Linked DNA regions of Homo sapiens: region 2 is linked to region 1. A link is an interaction called in ENCODE POLR2A ChIA-PET data of the cell type or tissue named here. Cell type or tissue: IMR-90. All regions are shown on one strand. Each heading gives the region's core, and the rest is flanking DNA. Links, peaks and the distances in the headings are about the cores only.

Evidence for each region. ChIA-PET counts read pairs that join two places held together with the same protein. Peaks named below come from ENCODE experiments on the same cell type or tissue, not always from the same donor. Only the 100,000 strongest peaks of a DNase experiment are listed, where the experiment ranks them.
Region 2: POLR2A ChIA-PET joins it to region 1 with 15 read pairs; 7 of 35 experiments call an interaction of 5 or more read pairs at or near these places.

The regions. Positions count from the first base shown.
Region 1 is chr20:3,263,311-3,272,934 of GRCh38, forward strand. DNAAF9 (dynein axonemal assembly factor 9) reads right to left here. Exons shown (of 37, transcript NM_001009984.3): 30 at 7,117-7,252; 31 at 1,128-1,214. Among named protein-coding and RNA genes, the nearest start is that of SLC4A11, 29 kb to the left of the region's middle. In IMR-90, for the core only: no CTCF peak of the experiment used is centred there; no DNase peak of the experiment used is centred there.
Region 2 is chr20:3,314,487-3,324,110 of GRCh38, forward strand. It overlaps DNAAF9 (dynein axonemal assembly factor 9), which reads right to left. Exons shown (of 37, transcript NM_001009984.3): 15 at 8,166-8,210; 16 at 7,731-7,776; 17 at 3,803-3,914; 18 at 2,237-2,307; 19 at 1,249-1,299; 20 at 547-634. Among named protein-coding and RNA genes, the nearest start is that of SLC4A11, 80 kb to the left of the region's middle. In IMR-90, for the core only: a CTCF peak has its summit at 2,306 (motif pointing left); a DNase peak (open chromatin) is centred at 3,875.

The DNA.
Region 1 (9,624 bases), core at 483-8,482:
GGGGTGGTATGGAGGATGTAGAGAGGTGCTTGGGAAAAGTGAGTAAGAATAACAAAGATAATCCAAATAAACATGAGAGATTAATTCTGGCCAAGCTTTAACAATGTCTTCCCCTAAACCTTCAACAGAGCAGAAACAAATTGTCCATGCTATACAGGAATAAGTGTAGCACGATGCCTAAGAGAAAAAGCTCTGAGCCATTCAACCTGGGTTTGAAATCCAGTTCTTTCATCTACTAAGCTATAAATTGTCAAGTCATTAACTCTTTGCTGCCCCTGGTACCTTATCTGTAAAATGATAAAATAACGGAATCCACTTCACAGGATTGGTGTAAATGAGACAACACAAACAAAGCTCTCACAACAGCACTGTTCAACAGAGCCTTCTGGGGCAATGGAAATGTTCTAGATCTGCACTGTTGGACACGGTAGCTGCCAGCCACAGGAAGCTATGAAGCACTTGAAATGTGGCTGTGTGGCTGAAAGACTGAATTATAAATTTTGATTTTTATTAATTTACATTTCATTAAATAGCCATGTGGCTAGGAGCTGCCATATAGAGAGTGGAGTCTTTGAACAATAGCTAGCACACACAGTAAATGTTCCAGCGTGTTGGTATTAGTATGATTACAGTAACTTTGCAGCACACTCTCTCCTTTGTCCTCTTCTCCTCTGGAGAGGTCCACAGGCTGTGCAGCATCCTACAGAGAACATTCCCTGGGCCATATGAGCAGGGAACCCAGCAGATGGGAACCCTAGAGGACTGACTGACGGTATTGTCAGAAGCGAGTCTCACCTGGGAAAGTTATAGCTCCTTGGTTCTGTGCCAGGCACTTTGCCCTCAGTAGGGGCTGGAGGAACACAGGGCACAGCGGTGCTTGCTGCCTACAGGATGATTCCCTAAATTGAAACATCTAAGAAGGCTCGCAGTTTGGAGCCCAAGAGGTGGAGCACTGGGCTCCTGGCAAGGCCAGCAGCTGCCGGACAGGCAGGCCGTGCCAGCTGCCATGTGTCACCCTTGCAAAGCACATCTGGTATTTTCACCTTCTCTCTTTTTTTTTTTCTGTAAATAAATAAATCATTGGGTTTACAAAAAAATCTTAGTTATTTTTCAATGATGATACTTGCCAGCCAGGATACATTAAATATCGAGATCGTAGCATCTCAGGACTTGAAAAACTGTTTTCTGAGAGAATCAGCTCAATGTCTTCATTCCTTTGAAAACACACAGAAAAGACCTAGATTAATTAGGACTGTCAATCTCTTTTTTTTTTTTCTTGAGACGGAGTCTCGCTCTGTCGCCAGGCTGGAGTGCAGTGGTGCAATCTTGGCTCATTGCAACCTCCGCTTCCCGGGTTCAAGTGATTCTCCTGCCTCAGCCTCCTGAGTAGCGGGGACTACAGGCATGTGCCATCATACCCAGGTAATTTTTGTACTTTCAGTAGGGACGGGGTTTCACCATGTTGGCCAGGATCGTCTCAATCTCCTGACCTCATGATCCGCCTGCCTCGGCCTCCCAAAGTGTTGGGATTACAGGCATGAGCCACCGAGCCCGGCCAGGACTGACTTTACCTGCACGTTTTGTTTATTCTTCATGTCCCCTAAATACATACAAGCATTTTTGTTTTTTTCTGCCAAACCAAATGAAAATTAGCTGTACTCATCATGATATTTTACCCCTAAATACTTCAGTATGCATCTCCCAAGAACAAGGACATTCTCTTACAGAACTACGATATCATGATCACATCCAAGGAATTTACTGGCTCCCAGCAATCACCTGGGAGCTTGTTAGAAATGCAGAACCTCAGCCCCCAGCCCAGATGTACTGAACCAGAAACTAATTTTCAACAAGATCTCCACTAGAGATGCATATGCACCACAAAGCTGGAGAAGCATGAACATACATCCACTTTCAAATTTCCCCTTTTTGGTGGGGGAGGGTCCACGATCCAATCAAGAATCATTCATTAGGCCGGGCGCGATGGCTCATGTCTGTAATCCCAGCACTTTGGGAGGCCGAGGCAGGCGGATCACCTGGGGTCAGGAGTTCAAGACCAGCCTGGCCAACATGGCGAAACCCCATCTCTACTAAAAAAATACAAAAATTAGCTGGGCGTGGTGGCACGCGCCTGTAGTCCCAGCTACTTAGGAGGCCGAGGCAGGAGAATCACTTGAACCCAGGAGGTGGAGAGGTGGAGGTTGCAGTGAGACGAGATCACGCCACTGCACTCCAGCCTGGGTGACAGAGTGAGACTCTGTCTCAGAAAAAAAAAAAAAAAAAAAAAGACTATGTTCAAAAGTTACTTGAATTAAATACTTTTTTTGGTGTGGTTGTTATTACTTTGATATACAGATACATTCCTTTTTTTTTTTTTTAATTTTGAGACAGAGTTTCGCTCTTGTTGCCCAGGCTGGAGTGAAATGGCGTGATCTCGTCTCACTGCAACCTCCGCCTCCTGAGTTCAAGCGATTCTCCTGCCTCAGCCTCCCAAGTAGCTGGGACTACAGGCACCCACCACCACGCCCTGCTAATTTTTGTATTTTTTAAATAGAGACAGGGTTTCGCCATGTTGGCCAGGCTGATCTTGAACTCCTGACCCCAGGTGATCCGCCTGCCTCAGCCTCCTAAAGCGTTGGGATTACAGGCGTGAGTCACTGCACCCGGCCTAAATTTATCATCTTTATTCTCCTTTAACCTGGAACAGTTCCTCTATCTTTTGGTTGGTTTGATTCTCATGGTGTTGATATTTGAGAGTACATGTCAGAGCTTTTGTGTCCCACACTTGGATTTGTCTGTTTCTAATTCTCATAATTAGATTCAGGTTATGCATATTTTGAGATTAATACCCAGGTGGTGTTGCATCCTTCCCACTGCATCACATCAAGGAGGTACAGGGTATCAGTTTGTCCCATTACTGGTCTCACTGAGTTTAATCGTTTGTTCAACATAGGTATACCAGACCTTTCCATTGTAAGGTATTTTTCCCTCTTTGTAAGGAGTCAGTAGTCTATGGAGTGGTACTTTACACAGTACAGGACTAGTAATATTTTTTTTCTTCAACAGTCTTTCACCTAGTGCTTTTAGCATTCATTGATCGTTCCCTAAATCAAATACTGTATTAGACTGAAGGTTACAAAATGATTATTTTCTAGTTCTTTTGTTTTTGTTTTTTTGAGATGGTTGAGATGGAGTCTTGCTCTGTTGCCCAGGCTGGAGTGCAGTGGCGCGGTCTCGGCCCACTGCAAGCTCCGCCTCCCAGGTTTACGCCATTCTCCTGCCTCAGCCTCCTGAGTAGCTGGGACTACAGGTGCCCGCCACCATGCCCGGCTTATTTTTTGTATTTTTAGTAGAGATGGGGTTTCACCGTGTTGGCCAGGATGGTCTCGATCTCCTGACCTTGTGATCTGCCCGCCTCAGCCTCCCAAAGTGCTGGGATTACTGGCCTGAGCCACCATGCTCGGCTGATTATTTTCTAGTTCTATCAAACCTTATTTACTTGGTATTCTTCTATAAAGGGCTTTGCTATCCTGCCCCCTTCCACCTTTTTTTTTTTTTTGAGATGGAGTTTCGCTCTTGTTGCCTAGGCTAGAGTGCAATGGCGCAATCTCGGCTCACTGCAAGCTCCGCCTCCTGGGTTCAAGCCATTCTCCTGCCTCAGCCTCCTGAGTAACTGGAATCACAGGCATGCACTACCATGCCCGGCTAATTTTATATTTTTAATAGAGATGGGGTTTTGCCATATTGGTCAGGCTGATTTCGAACTCCCGACCTCAGGTGATCTGCCTGCCTCGGCCTCCCAAAGTGCTGGGATTACAGGTGTGAGCCACCGTGCCTGGCCCCACCTTTGTTTTTGAGGATCACTGTGGACACACATTTTATTCCATGTGTTATAATTCATAGTTCCAGTATTATCATGGTTCTTTCTTATCCCCAAATTGTCCCAAATTAGACTAGCAGGAACTTCTTAAGCTACTTCCCATATCCTTTTGACACATCTCCACTAATCTTTGAGTACTTCCTTGCTTTATTGGCATAAAATGGACCAGGCTCACCTTGTACTTTCCTTGACCTAGGCATGCAGTCAGCTAATTCTCCAAGGAGTCCTGGTACCTTGTAGTGGGGACTGGTACTTAGAAACCAAGATACAGAGGTAAGGGTATTTGCTGCAACTGTGGTATTACTATTCTGGTCCCTTTCAAAGGAAAATGGTAGGAAATATACATTTTTAAAAATAATGAATTTATATTGAATCTCCAATTCAAATCAACATTTGATCTTTGGGAGGCCGAGGTGGGTGGATCACTTGAGGCCAGGAGTTCAACACCAGCCTGGCCAACATGGTGAAACCCTGCCACTACTAAAAATAGAAAAATTAGTCTGGTATGGTGGTATGCACTTGTAATCCCAGCTACTAGGGAGGCTGGGGCAAGAGAATCACTTGAATCCAGGAGGTGGAGGTTGCAGTGAGCTGAGATCGTGTCACGGCACTCCAGCCTGGGTGACAGAGCAAGACTCTGTCTAAATAAAATAAAATAAATATTTGAAGGGTTTTTCTTCATCTTCCCCATTTCATATTCATAATCTCCTCTCTTCAATCAGTGATGTTGTTTAGAACCAGGGTTCCAGCAGAGGATTATGTTCAAAAGTTACTTGAATTAAATACTTTTCTTGGTGTGGCTGTTATTACTTTGATATACAGATAGGTTTACTTTTTTTTTTTTTTTTTAATTTTGAGATGGAGTTTCATTCTTGTTGCCCAGGCTGGAGTGCAATGGCATGATCTTGGCTCACTGCAACCTCCGCCTCCCAGGTTCAATCAATTCTCCTGCCTCAGCCTCCTGAGTAGCTGGGATTACAGGTGCCTGGCACCACGCCTGGCCAATTTTTTGTATTTTTAGTAGAGGCGGGGTTTCGCCATGTTGGCCAGGCTGGGCTGGTCTTGAACTCCTGACCTCAGGTGATACGCCCGCCTCGCCCTCCCAAAGTGTTGGGATTACAGGCATGAATCACTGTGCCCGGCCCCTTTTTTTTTTTGAGATGGAGTTTCTCTTTGTCGCCCACCTGGAGTGCAATGGTACGATCTTGGCTCACTGCAACCTCTGCCTCCTGGGTTTAAGCGATTCTCTTGCCTCAGTCTCCTGAGTAGCTGGGATTATAGGCATGCGCCACCATGCCCAGCTAAGTTTTGTATTTTTAGTAGAGACAGGGTTTCACCATGTTGGTAGGGCTGGTCTCGAACTCCTGACTTCGTGATCTGCCTGCCTTGGCCTCCCAAAGTGCTGGGATTACAGGCGTGAGCCACTGCACCCAGCCTAGATTCGCTTTTTTTGGTTTGTATTTAATTTAGTTTTTTCCCTCCTTTATTTAATTTTTGAATACATAAAATATCTACATAGTTCAAAAGTCAAAACTACATTAAAAAGGTATATAACCTTTTATCTGAATTGAGCAAACAAAACAGCTATATAACCAGGTGTTTTCTCCTCGTATATGTGTGTACACAAACAAAATCACTAATTCTCTATTTTTAGTTTGTAATTTGAACCCAAGTCCATGAAGTAAAGAGATAATATCTCTATGTTACTTTTTTTTTTTTTTTTTTTTTTTTGAGACAGAGGCTCTGTTGCCCAGGCTGGCTGGAGTGCAGTGGTGCGGTCTTGGCTCACTGCAAGCTCTGCCTCCCAGGTTCACGCCGTTCTCCTCCCTCAGCCTCCCAAGTAGCTGGGGCTACAGGTGCCTGCCACCACACCTGGCTAATTTCTGTATTTTTTTAAATATAGAGGCGGGGTTCCACCGTGTTAACAAGGATGGTCTCAATCTCCTGACCTTGTGATCCGCCTGCCTTGGCCTCCCAAAGTGTTGGGATTACAGGCGTGAGCCACTGCACCCGGCCACTTTTTTTTTTTTTTTTTAATAGACAAAGTCTCACTACTTCGCTCAGGCTGGAGTGCAATGGTGTGATCATGGCTCAGTATAACCCTAAACTCCTGGGCTCAGGCAATCCTCCTGCCCAGCCTCCTGAGTAGCTGAGACTACAGACATGCACAACCATGCTGGCTGTTTTTTTAAAAAACTGTTTTGGTAGAGACAGAGTGTCACTATTTTACCCAGGCTGGTCTTGAACTCCTGCAAGGAGTTTTGGGCTCCCTAAGTGCTGGGATTACAGGTTGAGCCATCACATCCGACCCTTCTCTACGTTCTCTATGCCATTTCTTTCACACTTTAATACAAGGATGTTAAGAGAATCTTGGCTACCATCCTTCAATGGATGAGAATGTGAATGGATCAAAACAAAATGCCTCAAAATGGTACACGATGGGGTCTTCTTGGTGATTTTTACAGAGCATCTAAAGCACTTCGGCCAGGCGTGGTGCCTCACGCCTGTAATCCCAGCACTTTGGGAGGCCGAGGCAGGCGGAACACAAGGTCAGGAGATTGAGACCATCCTGGCTAACATGGTGAAACCCCGTCTCTACTAAAAATACAAAAACAAAATTAGCCGGGCGTGGTGGCGGGCGCCTGTAGTCCCAGCTACTCAGGAGGCTGAGGCAGGAGAATGGCGTGAACCTGGGAGGCGGAGCTTGCAGTGAGCCGAGATCGCGCCACTGCACTCCAGCCTGGACGACAGAGGGAGACTCCGTCTCAAAAAAAAAAAAAACACTTCAAAAACTGTTTTTTTTCTTTTTCCAATATATTTTTTCTTTTTCGAGATGGAGTATCACTATATTGTCCAGGCTGGTCTCAAACTCCTGACTCAAGATCCTCCCACCTCAGCCACCCAAAATGCTGAGATTACAGGCACGAGCCATTGTGCCCAGCCTGCTTTTTTTTTTTTTTTTTTTAAAGAGATGGGGTCTTGCTCTGTCTCTCAGGCTGTGGAATGCACTGACACAATCATTGCTCACTGCAGCCTCCAATTCCTGGATTCAAGTGATCCTCCCTTCTCAGCCTCCCGAGTAGCTGGGACTATAGGTGCGTGCCACCGCACCTGGCTCAAAAACTGACTTCTCCAAATGTTTAGGTCTTAGATACAGTAGAAAGACTCTGTGGGCCACAGACAGAGTGCTGTATCTGAGAAAGCAACTGGTCTTGCAGAGTGAATCTATAGATTACCTGGTGACAATCCCATTTTCTGCAAGAATGAAGGCTGCAGCAGGATTGGCAGCCCTGATGAGGCTCTGCAGCTGAACAAGGAGAGGGTGCCGCTGCTCCGTGGTGTGACTGGTGAATACCACGTTACTCACCAGGCCTGGGAATAAAACCAAGGACAGTTTAGCCTTCACAGTCCTGGTTAGGGGTGAAGGCTCACACAAACGTGAGCCCTTGCTCCATCCCCTAATCATGCCTTCCAGTAGTCTCCTGATGGAGACAACCCTTACACCCCAATACCAACATAAACAGCTATCATTCTCTTCCCACTTCCCGGCACTGCCACCTCTTGGAATGAATAGCTTCAAGTCTGTAGCTGCCTTACTACCTAACCCCTAACTTCCTCTATCTTTTTTTTTTTTTTTTTTAAGACGGTGTCTCACTCTGTTGCCCAGGCTGGAGTGCAGTGGTGCGATCTCAGCTTACTGCAACCTCAGCCTCCAGGGTTCAAGCAATTCTCCTGCCTCAGCCTCTTGAGTAGCAGGAATTACAGGAACCCGCAACCATGCCTGGCTAATTTTTGTATTTTTAGTAGAGACGGGGTTTCACCATGTTGGCTAGGCTGGTCTTGAACTCCTGACCTCAGGTGATCAGCCCACCTCAGCCTCCCAAAGTGCTGGGATTACAGACATGAGCCATTGCACCCGGCCTCCTCTATTATTTTAATTCTGGTATCTAGCTGATACTTGGAATTCTTAGTCAAAGGGCCTTTTCACACATCCTGTATTTAGCATCATCAGGAACTGGTGCCATTTACCTTCACCAGTTCAGAACAACACAATTATCAAAAACTCACCATATAACAGGGGTTATTCATTATATCCTCAAAGAGTGCACTGCCAAGATACTGTGCACAGGGAGCCACATGATTCCAAGATAAATGCTAACAGATTTTAGTCACGTGGTAAGAAAGGGTGGCCCATGTAAGAAGAGGTTGCAGGGTGGGCCATGATCACTCCCAACCTTTTGGTGAAAATACAGAAGTAAAATTCACAGGACCACAGAGAATTTGGAGATCAGGAAACTTACCACACTTCACCACCCCAAGATAATTATAATACCCCTTCCATATTCATTCCTATTTTAACAGTTATAATCATAGCGCATATATAAGATTATTCATTTTGCATTTTTGTTATTCAATAATTTTTATTTACTTCTTCTTTTTTTTTTTTTGAGACGGAGTTTCACTCTTGTTGTCCAGGTTGGAGTGCAATGTTGCAATCTCAGCTCACTACAGTCTCCACCTCCCATGTTCAAGTAATTCTCCTGCCTCAGCCTCCTAAGTAGCTGGGATTACTGGTGCGCGCCACCATGCCCAGCTTATTTTGTATTTTTAGTAGAGATGGGGTTTCTCCATGTTGGTCAGGCTGGTCTCGAACTCCCGACCTCGTGATCTGCCTGCCTCGGCCTCCCAAAGTGCTGGGATTACAGGTGTGAGCCACCGCACCCAGCTGTACTTCTTAATATCGTAGAAAATTTCAAACATACACAACTAGAAAAATAGTAGAATGAACTCCCATCACCTGGTTTCAGGAACTACCAACACTCAGCTAATCGTATTTCATCTACACTCCACCCAGCTCATCCCCGGCTCCCCTACTGTATGATTTTGAAGTCAATCCCAGATACCCAATTATTTCAAACAAAAATACTTCAACGTGAATTTCCATAATATAAGGACTCTAAACATATTAACAATGAACTCCTTAATATAAAAAAATCCAGTCTGTGTTCAAATTTCTCTGTCTTATAAATGTTTTCTCAGTTAATAATTTTTGAATCAGGAACCAAAGGAAGTCTACATATTATATATATTTATATATTCAGTGGCTCACTGAAGCATTGACCTCCTGGGCTCAAGCAATCCTCCTGCCTCAGCCTCCTGTGTAGCTGGGACCACAGGTGTGCGTGCCACCATGCTTGGCTAATTTTTTTATTTTTTTTAGACACTGGGTCTCATTTTGTTGCCCAGACTGGTCTCAAACTCCTGGGCTCAAGTGATCCTCATGCCTTGGCCTCCTCTAAAGTGCTGGGATTACGGGCGTGAGCCACGGCACCCAGCTTCATTAGGATTTTCAGTTCCTCTAGTGGTCACTTTTATATCTTTAAAGAGTATACTTAACCCTTTATAACTTGATTTAATAGCTTTAAACTTTATCAATCTCCCATTCTGAAAGATGTAAAGAGTATCTCTCCTCTGCCAATTTTTTGTAAAATATAATTTCATAGATAGGCTTTCAACATTTATATTCTATTTTGTAATAGAATTCTCACAGGTGTTATAATTCTATACTTAAAAAAGATTCAATGCTCATCATCAACCCATTTACTAATAGAGAGTAGTTTAATTATTTTTTTATTATTATTATTTCTTGAGATGGAGTTTCGCTCTTGTTGCCCTGGCTGGAGTGCAATGGTGCAATCTCAGCTCACCACAACCTCCGCCTCCTGGGTTCAAGTGATTCCCCT
Region 2 (9,624 bases), core at 705-8,704, 51 kb after region 1:
AAAATGGGGACCTCATTCCTACAAGCGAAAGGAAACAACATCCTTGCTGAGATTGGGAGAAGATTCTTCCCCAGAGGCTCTAGATAAGAGCCTAGCCTGGCTGATGCCTTGATTTTGACCTCAAGAGATCTGGGTCCAGCCAAGCCTGCCTGAACTTCTGACCTGGAGAACTGTGAGATAATAAGAGGGTGTTGTTTTAAGCTACTAAATTTGTGGTCATTTGTTACACAGCAAGAGAAATGAATCCAGCTTCTGTTTAGGTCCACAAATTCTATTTCTGGAAATGCTGCTGCCCTAGCCCATTGAGAGAGCTAACTAACCTCAGGCAGCAACAAAAGGACCAGGTACAGTTCTGTGATCAGCCCTTCCTAGCATAAATTTCCTCATCTACAAAGTGGGTGGGTCGAGAGAAAAGCTGTAGGAAAACATTTCTGTACCACAATTGTGTTCAAATAGAAGATGTATTATTAATTACAACACCCATGCTGACATCTGCAAATGAGGGACCCAGACATGGCCAAAAACATTAAAGTCATAGCTCCTTACCTTCCTCAGGCCAGGACTGTAGATTGCTGGAATAAAGATATGCTCCTTCTCCTCCTGTTAGATAAGTGCCCAGGAAAGACTCATCCCCCTTTAAAAACAACAACAAAAACAAAAATCCAAAAAAGAATAGGTGATTTATAGCATAAATATTCACAGAATCAAAAGTCCTGCCCAATTATGTCCGTCTACAAAAGCTGAGTCAGGCTCAGATATGCCCAATGTATTCCATGGCCTTTGGCATTGTCTGGCTCTTTGGCAGTTACTGGCATCCTTGATTTGTGCTGAGAAAAAGAACATTAAGATTCTCTCTGAGTCCAGGCATCAAAGCCCGCAATGCTTGTTCATGTTCCAGTGGATTTATTTCCTTTGTGAAAACAGAGGCAGCTTCTCCTTGGCCTAAAGCCTTGATGTCTCAGCTCTACATGTCTAGGCCAATCTGGGATCTGCTTTTAATATTATGGGGAGATTTTTAAAAGAACACCAGAAGGCCCTGATGGAATAAAGAATCCCTCTAATTGTATCCCCCATAAATGGTTATTTCTAAAGCTCTGCTGGGAAGGGGAGGAATGCAAATAGGAAGTGAAGACAACATAGTGCAAGTCTTTTAGATTAGTAGTGAGATGAAGCATTTTAATACCTTTATGAATTGCTTACATTATTTTTTGATATAATGTTCACACTGAGAATAAGAAGGCTGCTTACCCTCACTGCTTGCTGGGTTTTCTCAGACAATTTTACTTCATTATCTTCCACCTGTGTCCAAAAGGAATGCAGATTTTCAGTCAACTACTTCAAGGGAAAACCCTGCTAGGTCTCCCCACTGTGTTCAAATATTTCCAGGACACTGGCTGGACAGTCCTTCCACCATGTCCATGTCCAGTGCTCTCAGGCCCTGACACACCTGAGATGTCTGCTGGTCACCTGGGCTCAGAGCCCAAGGCCTTGGTGGGCTCTCTCACTAGGACCTGAGGTCCAGCTAATGAGCTTATGACAAGCAGAGGGGATGTGTTAGTCTCCACCTGTATTTCACTTCAGAAAAAAACAACTGTTTTTAGGGATGAAGCAAAGATAATGTATTAAAATATTTTCAGATTTAAACACGTTTAGGTTAGAGGATAACTCTCGGTCTTCCCTGTCTGTGTGGGAACTGTAGAAGCAGAATGTGAGCACTCTCAAGAAGGGACTCAGCCCATTAGCAGACTAACTGCTGTCACACCTTTTACATTCCAAGGCCCCAGTTTCAGACCAAGTCCCTCCCACTGCGGAAGATGGGACTTTTCTACTAGCAGAGAGATGTTGCAGTAAAAACTCCGTAGCAACCACTCTACCAGGGAAGCAAGTCACGGGATCCACTTCTCATGATTTGTGTGACCTTGGCCGGGCCGTTCAACTCCTAAGCTCAGTTTCCTCATTTGTAAAATGAGGCTCTTAATTTCTTCCTTTCCTAATTTAACAGTGACCCACGTAACTTTGTTCCTTTCTTTTGAAACTTTTCTAAGATTATGAGAGTTAACGGAACTATGTTCATTTGTATAAAGAGAAAGGGCTGGGATCAAAAATTCCATTCCTGAACAACAGCTAGTTCAGGACCTGACATCCCACCAGGGGCCCAACAAAGAGGCTCTTCCTCAAGTGTTCACCCTGATTTCTCCACACGTAGGTCCACTTCCACCTGATGAATGACACTAACCAGCCAGGAGCAGAATCTGGGTACAGCAGCAGTCAGGACTACGGAGCTGGTTTCTGTGGTAACAGTGCCATCTGCAGGAACACCACACACATGCCAGTTAATTCCCTACCAGCTCAGCCTGCCTTGCAGGCCCCAGACCCTAAATGCCCTTCTCAGGAGCTAGGGTTCTTTTTTTTTTTTTTTTTTTTTTGAGACAGAATCTTGTTCTGTCACCCAGGCTGGAGTGCAGTGGCGCCATCTCGGCTCACTGCAACCTCTGCCTAGCAAGTTCAAGCAACTCTCTTGACTCATCCTCCCGAATAGCTGGGATTACAGATGCGTGCCACCATGCCGGGCTAATTTTTGTATTTTTAGTAGAGATGGAATTTTGTCATGCTAGCTAGGCTGGTCTCAAATTCCTGACCTCAGGTGATCTGCCAGCCCCAGCCTCCCAAAGTGTTGGGATTGCAGGCAACATGGCAAAACCCCGTCTCTACAAAAAATATGAAAAATTAGCCAGGTGTGGTGGCGCATCTGTGGTCCCTGCTACTTGGGAGGCTGAGGTGGGAAAATCGCTTGAGCCCAGGAGGTGGAGGTTGCAGTGAACCGAGATTATGCCACCACACTCCAGCCTGGGTGACAGAGCAAGACCTTGTCTCAAAAAAAAAAAAAAAAAAAAACCCCAAAACCAAGAAACAAAACTTTTGGGAATTAGTCCATTTTACCACTACTTTTTAATTTTTATCAAGGTAGTATAGGTATACATATTAAAGATCAAAGAGAATTATCAGGCTCATTCTACCATTCTTTAGAATATTTTCATTCCTTAGAATATAATAAATCTTTAGAATATTTTGCCAACCTAACAGGTAAAAAAATAATATCTAATTACTGTTTCAAATTGCTTTTTTTTGAGACAGAGTCTCACTCTGTCACCCAGGCTGGAGTGCAGTGGTGCGACCTCAGCTCAATGCAACCTCCGCCTCCTAGGTTCAAGTGATTCTCCTGCCTCAGCTTCCCGAGTAATTGGGATTACAGGCACCCACCACCATGCCCGGCTAATTTTTGTATTTTTAGTAGAGATGGGGTTTCACCATGTTGGCCAGGCTGGTCTCAAACTCCTGACCTCAAGTGATTCGCCCACCTTGGGCTCCCAAAGTGCTGGGATTACAGGCATGAACCACCACGCCCAGCCTTCAAGTTGCTTCTTCTTGACTACTAGTGAGATTACATATCTTCATTTATAAATAGTCCTCCTCTCTTTTTTGTTTTCCACGTCTGTGAAGTGCCTGTTCATTTTTTTTGCTCATTTTACTATTGGGTAGCTTATCTTTTCTTATTAATTTTGGAAGAGTTCTTCATAAATTAGGTTATACACCCTTTGTTCATCTTTAATGTTTCTCTTTTTTTTTTTTTTTTGATACGGGGTCTCACTGTGTCACTGAGGCTGGAGTGCAGTGCTGTGATCATCAGTTCTAATATTTTTACCAGTTTATTGTTGGCCTTTTGCCTTAGTTTATAGTTTATTTTGCCAAAAAAAAAAAAAAAAGGCTTAAGGTTTGCTTTCTAAAGATCACATATACTTACCCTTTTCTTTAACTAAGATCTGAGAAGTCAAAAATGATTCAGAGAAAACCACAGATCCTAAACAACCATTGCCTCCCAGTAAGTCAGGAATGTCATAGACGGCCATACAAGCCTGCATTGAATGAGAAACCAGTTAGATCAGTTACCAGCCCAAAACTTTCAGAGAAGTCCATAAGAATGAGACCACAAATACTGCCTAAAGGAACATGGCAAAAGAGTACTGAAGAGTTTCTAGGGAAAACTGGAGTTATCCTAAATACATCTTTGAACTGGGAGGTGACTTTAGGATCACCCAGGCTTCCCTGAAATTGCTCCCTGATCAGAGACACCCTTGGGCTATAAGGAAAGTATCCTTATGTTTCCGTATATTCCCTCAAATTGCTTTATGCTGACTAGGCACAGTGGCTCATGCCTGTAATCCCAGTAATTTGGGAGGTCAAGGAACCCAGGAGTTTGAGACCACCCTGAACAACACAGTGAGATCCCCACTCTACTAAAGAAAAAATTAGGCTAGGCATAATGACTCATGCCCATAATCCCAACACTTTGGGAGGTTGAGGCGGGTGGATCACTTGAGCCCAGGAGTTTGAGACTAGCCTGGGCAACATGGTGAAACCCCATCTCTACTAAAAATACAAAAAAAAATTAGCCAGGCATGGTGGCGTGTGCCTGTAATCCCAGCTACTTGGGAGGCTGAGGCAGGAGAATTGCTTGAACCTGGGAGGTGGAGGCTGCAGTGAGCTGAGATCGCGCCACTGAACTCCAGCCTGGGCAACAGAGCAAGACTCTGTCTCAAAAAAAAAAAAAAAAAAAAAAGAAAAAAAAATAGCCAGGCATGGTGGCGTCTGCCTGTGGTCTCTGTTATTCAGGAGGCTAAGGCAGGAGGATTGTTTGAGCCCAGGAGGTTGAGGCTGCAGTGATCTATGATCATGCCACTGCACTCCAGCCTGGGCAACGGACCGAGACCCCGTCTCAAAAAAAAAAAAAAAAAAAAAAAAAAAGCAAGAAAGCTATCAAGCTTTTATGGCCAAGACAAATAAAAGCTGAGGCTTCAGTAGCCTGGAAACAAAATTAGAACAACTCAGAGAGCTCCCAAATGTCTGGTAAGAAAGCCCTAATTTATTAGGTAAAAACTAGTGAAAATGAAACAATTCCGGGAAGAAGCCAGCAGAAGAAAGAGAAAATGATGTTAGCTAGAGCTAGAGTCTGTGATGACCAGGAAGATCTGATGAGGGACATGGGATAAGTAGCACAAGGACCTGTCCCCTCCTACCCTGAATAGTAGTGAGCGGTGGGTGCTGGTGCAGATCTCCTAAGTCCACTTTCACATATTGTCGTCCTAGCCTGGGACGCCTGTCCCACCCCTTAGGACAGAGACAAAAGATCTGAGGCTCTTGAACGGATTGCTGAATTTTCAAATAAAAACTTAAAGAGGCCACAAGGTTGAAAGGAAAAAAACCACAGTTAAGGCCAAAGCCCTTAATTTTCCATATTATTATGATAATAGGATATACAAAAGAGACAAGTAGGCGTCTATATTTGAATTAACTTTCCTTTCAGGTTTGACAACTGGAAGGTTTATCTAAAGCTGTCTCAAAGGATTTCGAGCATCTGAAGACACAGAACCCTCCTGAGCTACATGGTCCCTCTTAAGTGACAATGGCAATCCTATGTCTTTGGTTCCCAGACCAATCAGGTGGACAGATCCTGGGGGTTCCTGATCCTTCATGTTCATATTTGGCCACTGGTATTGAGGAAGGGAAGAGAGGATATTAAAAAGATAACATGTAGCATTTGTTGGACACTTGTTATGTACTTCCCACCATGTGGCACGGGGAAAGAAAAAATACAGCATGGTGCCTGTCTTCAGGAAATCTATAATGTATAGCTGGAGAAACAAGGGCATTCTTATATGAAGGTCATCATATGACACATTATGATATCATATGACACATTAGGATATAATTATTTCTTAATTTGTGTAGTACAAACTGCAACTGCAAGGACTATAGGAATACTTGTAGGGAGAAATCAACAGGGAAGGCTTTGGGGAGGATATAGAACTTCATCTCTGGATAAGAGGACAGAATGTAGACAAAAAGCATCAACTTCCTGCCTCTTATTTCCTATCTCATTAGCTGTGCATACTTGACGCAAGACTATGATTTTACTGGATTCCTAATCACCTGCTACTATGCAAAGCATCTTCCAAAGCACTGCTCAAGAGTCTAAGGAGAGAAGTCAGGGATTTAAAGTCTAACAAGGAGATAAAGTATTATCACCTAAATATCAGAAAGTATTTCCCAATGTTTTAATGATATCACAAAAAAGTCTAAACTAGTTCTAAAAGAACATCCACACAAAATGTTGACAGATGGGGACCAGGAACATTATAAAAACATAAATTACAACCTTAAAAAAATTACCCTTGTTGTGCTATTCTCTGTAGATAGGTTAACACTACTGACAGGAACTTTTGAGTTACTTTTCCACAGGTGATGGTGATGGGGATGCGCTTGTACCAAATTATCCACTGGGTGCTGCTCACCCAGTTCCCTGGGACCAAAGCTTTTTCAAACTAAGGCTCAGGCAGTGGTCACAGAACAGACTCAAGATATAACACACACCACAAACAGAATCTTGGCTAGATATGTACTACCCTCTCATGTACCATTTGCCAATCTTCTTCACATCAGGATGTTCTGGGGTAAAGGGAGGACTCAGCTTGTGGCTGAGAACAACTGGCCTAGAAACTCTGGCTCCCCTTCGCCATGCCATCCCACCCCAGGGACCATTATCTCAGTGCATCTCCAAACCATGCCCCCAGCACACAGGTTGGAAAACGTTGCTCTGACTACTCTACTTCATGGCAGACCCAGGTCCCTGTTGATTATTGGCCATTTAAATAATTATAGTCATGTATCACTTAATGACAGGGATACATTCTGAGAAATGCATCATTAGCTGATTTCATCACTGTGTGAACATTGTAGAGTGTACTTAAACCTAGATGGTGTAGCCTACTATACACCTAGGCTAGCTGGTATAGTCTATTGCTCCTAGGCTACAAACCCGTACAGCATGTTACTATACTGAATACTGTAGGCAATTATAACATGATGGTAATATTTGTGAATTTAGGCATATCTACACATAGAAATGGTGGGTAAAAATACAGTATTATGATATTATGGGACCACTGTTGTATCTGCAGTCCACTGTTGACCAAGATGTCCTTTTGTGGTACAGGACTGTAGTTAATTTTCTCAGGTTCCCTGTTTTTGTTTGTTTGTTTTCTGAGACTAAATCTCACTCTGTCATCCAGGCTGGAGTGCAGTGGTGCAATCACAGTTCACTGCAGTCTCAAACTCCTGGACTCAAGTGATCCTCCTGCCTCAGCCTCCTGAGGAGGTCGGGCTACAGGTGCATGCCACCACACCTGCCTAATTAAAAAAATTTTTTTTTTTAGACACGGGGTCTCACTACGCTGTCAAGACTGGTCTCAACTCTAGGTTCCTGTTAAGGACATCAATGCAAGTCTTGGAACTCAAAGATGCCACTGAAAAACTTAGTCTGTTAGTCAAGGCAAGCTTGTCCTGGATTCACATTTCGACAAGAGCAATCTCAGCTACCTGTAGGAAGGCTTCATAACCCAGAAAGAGGTGCCTCCCAACACCTCAGTTAAGACTCTGGACACTGGGGAAGCCTAGGCAAGGGAGAATAGATGTGGGTGGGCCTAGCACAGCTACCTGGGTACCTTCAGTAAACACAGGCTCACCCCTGCTATGGCTGGGATAGGACTGAGAGAAGATCAGCTTCTTCAGGTGGGGTGGGCTGCCCAAGACCCCCACCCACTCCCACCTCCCAACTTACAGATGTCCCTCTACAGGCCATTCCCAGCCAGCTGACCCATGATAGCTCTGCTTACCGTCTTCACAAAGGATAAGCTATCTTCACTGTCCAGCGGTACAATTCTAGGAGGGGAAAGAGATGGAAGACTATGTTAAAGAGTTTTTAAGTGTACTTAAATTTACAGTGTTTGCTTTTTTCAACTTGGCAATGACAAGTCATAGATTCGGATTGCTCTTAGGGCCTTTCAAAACACTGGGTTGCATGTCTGTAGAATTGGTATGTGGGCCACTAAGGTGAGTATGTCCATCCCCACCTCTGCCCCTCAGCTCTGCAGTGGGAAGCACTCAGGGTACAGGGGCTCAGCTGAGCACAGCCAGCCCAAGCCCAACCCTGGAGTGATGTCACTGCTAGGTGTGGAAGCATGAGAAAACCACTCATGTCAGCAGCCTCCCCTCTCTTTATCTTCCTAAAACTTGCTCCATGTAAGGATGCACCACAATCATATACGCACCTTCCCTGATTATTCACAGCATGTATATGAAAAGTCATCTTGGAGCTGTAGACCAGAAACAAAACAAAAGAAAAATCAGTCTGCTCCTGCTCCTCAGATACCTGTGCAGGGTACCTGCTTGGGATTCTCAAGGCCACACAGTGAGGTGTGTGTCATCCTTGCTTTACACAGATTTACCCTATTTTGGATACTTTCCCCAGGGTCCCACACCACCAGCAGGTATGAGGCCAGAATCTGACTCTAATCACAGCCCTGCCTCTGTGCAAGTCCTAAGGACGGTCTTGACTCTTGGACCACAACAGGAGAAAATGACATGAGAGGACTGCTGCTCACTGCAGACTGAGAATGACCCTCCATCCCTGCTCTGAGCGCAAGCAGAGGCCACGTCTCTGCAACTCACAGTCAAATGCTGTGGAGCCATGGGTGAGGCCTTCAGAGTTGAGAAATAACTAGAAAACCCTTTCAGCTTACTCTAACTTGTGTAAGTGTAATCTCTTGCATTAACACATACTAGATAGCTACACACTAATTACTGTCTGCATTCATGGCTCCCACTCCTTCCCCTCTTGGGAGAAAGAGATCTGCTAACCTGAAGCAGTTTGAGGGTCCTCAGTGAAGTAATCTTTTTTTTTTTTTTTTTTTTTTTTTGAGACAGAGTCTCATTCTGTCACCCAGGCTGGAGTGCAGTGGCGCAATCTCGACTCACTGCAACCTCCACCTCCTGGGTTCAAGCGATTCTCCTGCTTCAGCCTCCCCAATAGCTGGGACTACAGGTGTGTACCATCATGCCTGGCTAATTTTTGCATTTTTAATGAAGGCGGGGTTTTGCCATGTTGGTCAGGATGGTCTTGAACTCCTGACCTCAAGTGATCGCCTGTCTTGGCCTCCCAAAGTGTTAAGATTACAGGCGTGAGCCACTGCGCCCCGCCCTCAGTGAAGCAATCTTTGTGGTGAGAAAGGGGAGGGGCTCTAGGTGGAAGACTGGCCTGGGGGACTTTTCTCCCATTGACTGGTGTTTTCTTCTTGTGCCTTTCTCCAGCTAGGGCAGACACCTAGGCCTAGGAGGCCTTGGGACTGAGAGGGGGCCTGCTCTGGGGAGGCTGAGTGGCCTAGGCAAGGGCCCAAGTAAAGGAGAAGTAGAATGACTATGCCAGCCATATTGATGGTAAGAGAATACCCCACTGTGACAGCAGCTAACATCTATGTGCCCAACTGCTTTACAAGGTGGGTAGCTGAAGGAGCAGATACAGACAGTTCCTATCTTGCCCAAGGTCACACAGATGCAAACTGAAGAAGCGTTCTCAAATTCAGGTTGGCCAGAAACAGATAGCACAGGGCAGCACAAGGTCTTAAGGGAACAAACTTCCTTTATCCTTTCCCTTTCATGGCCAGGGCAGCAAGATCCAGAAGACCCAGGGGAAAGAAGACCTGAAGCAAGTCTAAAGCCCTGCACCACAGA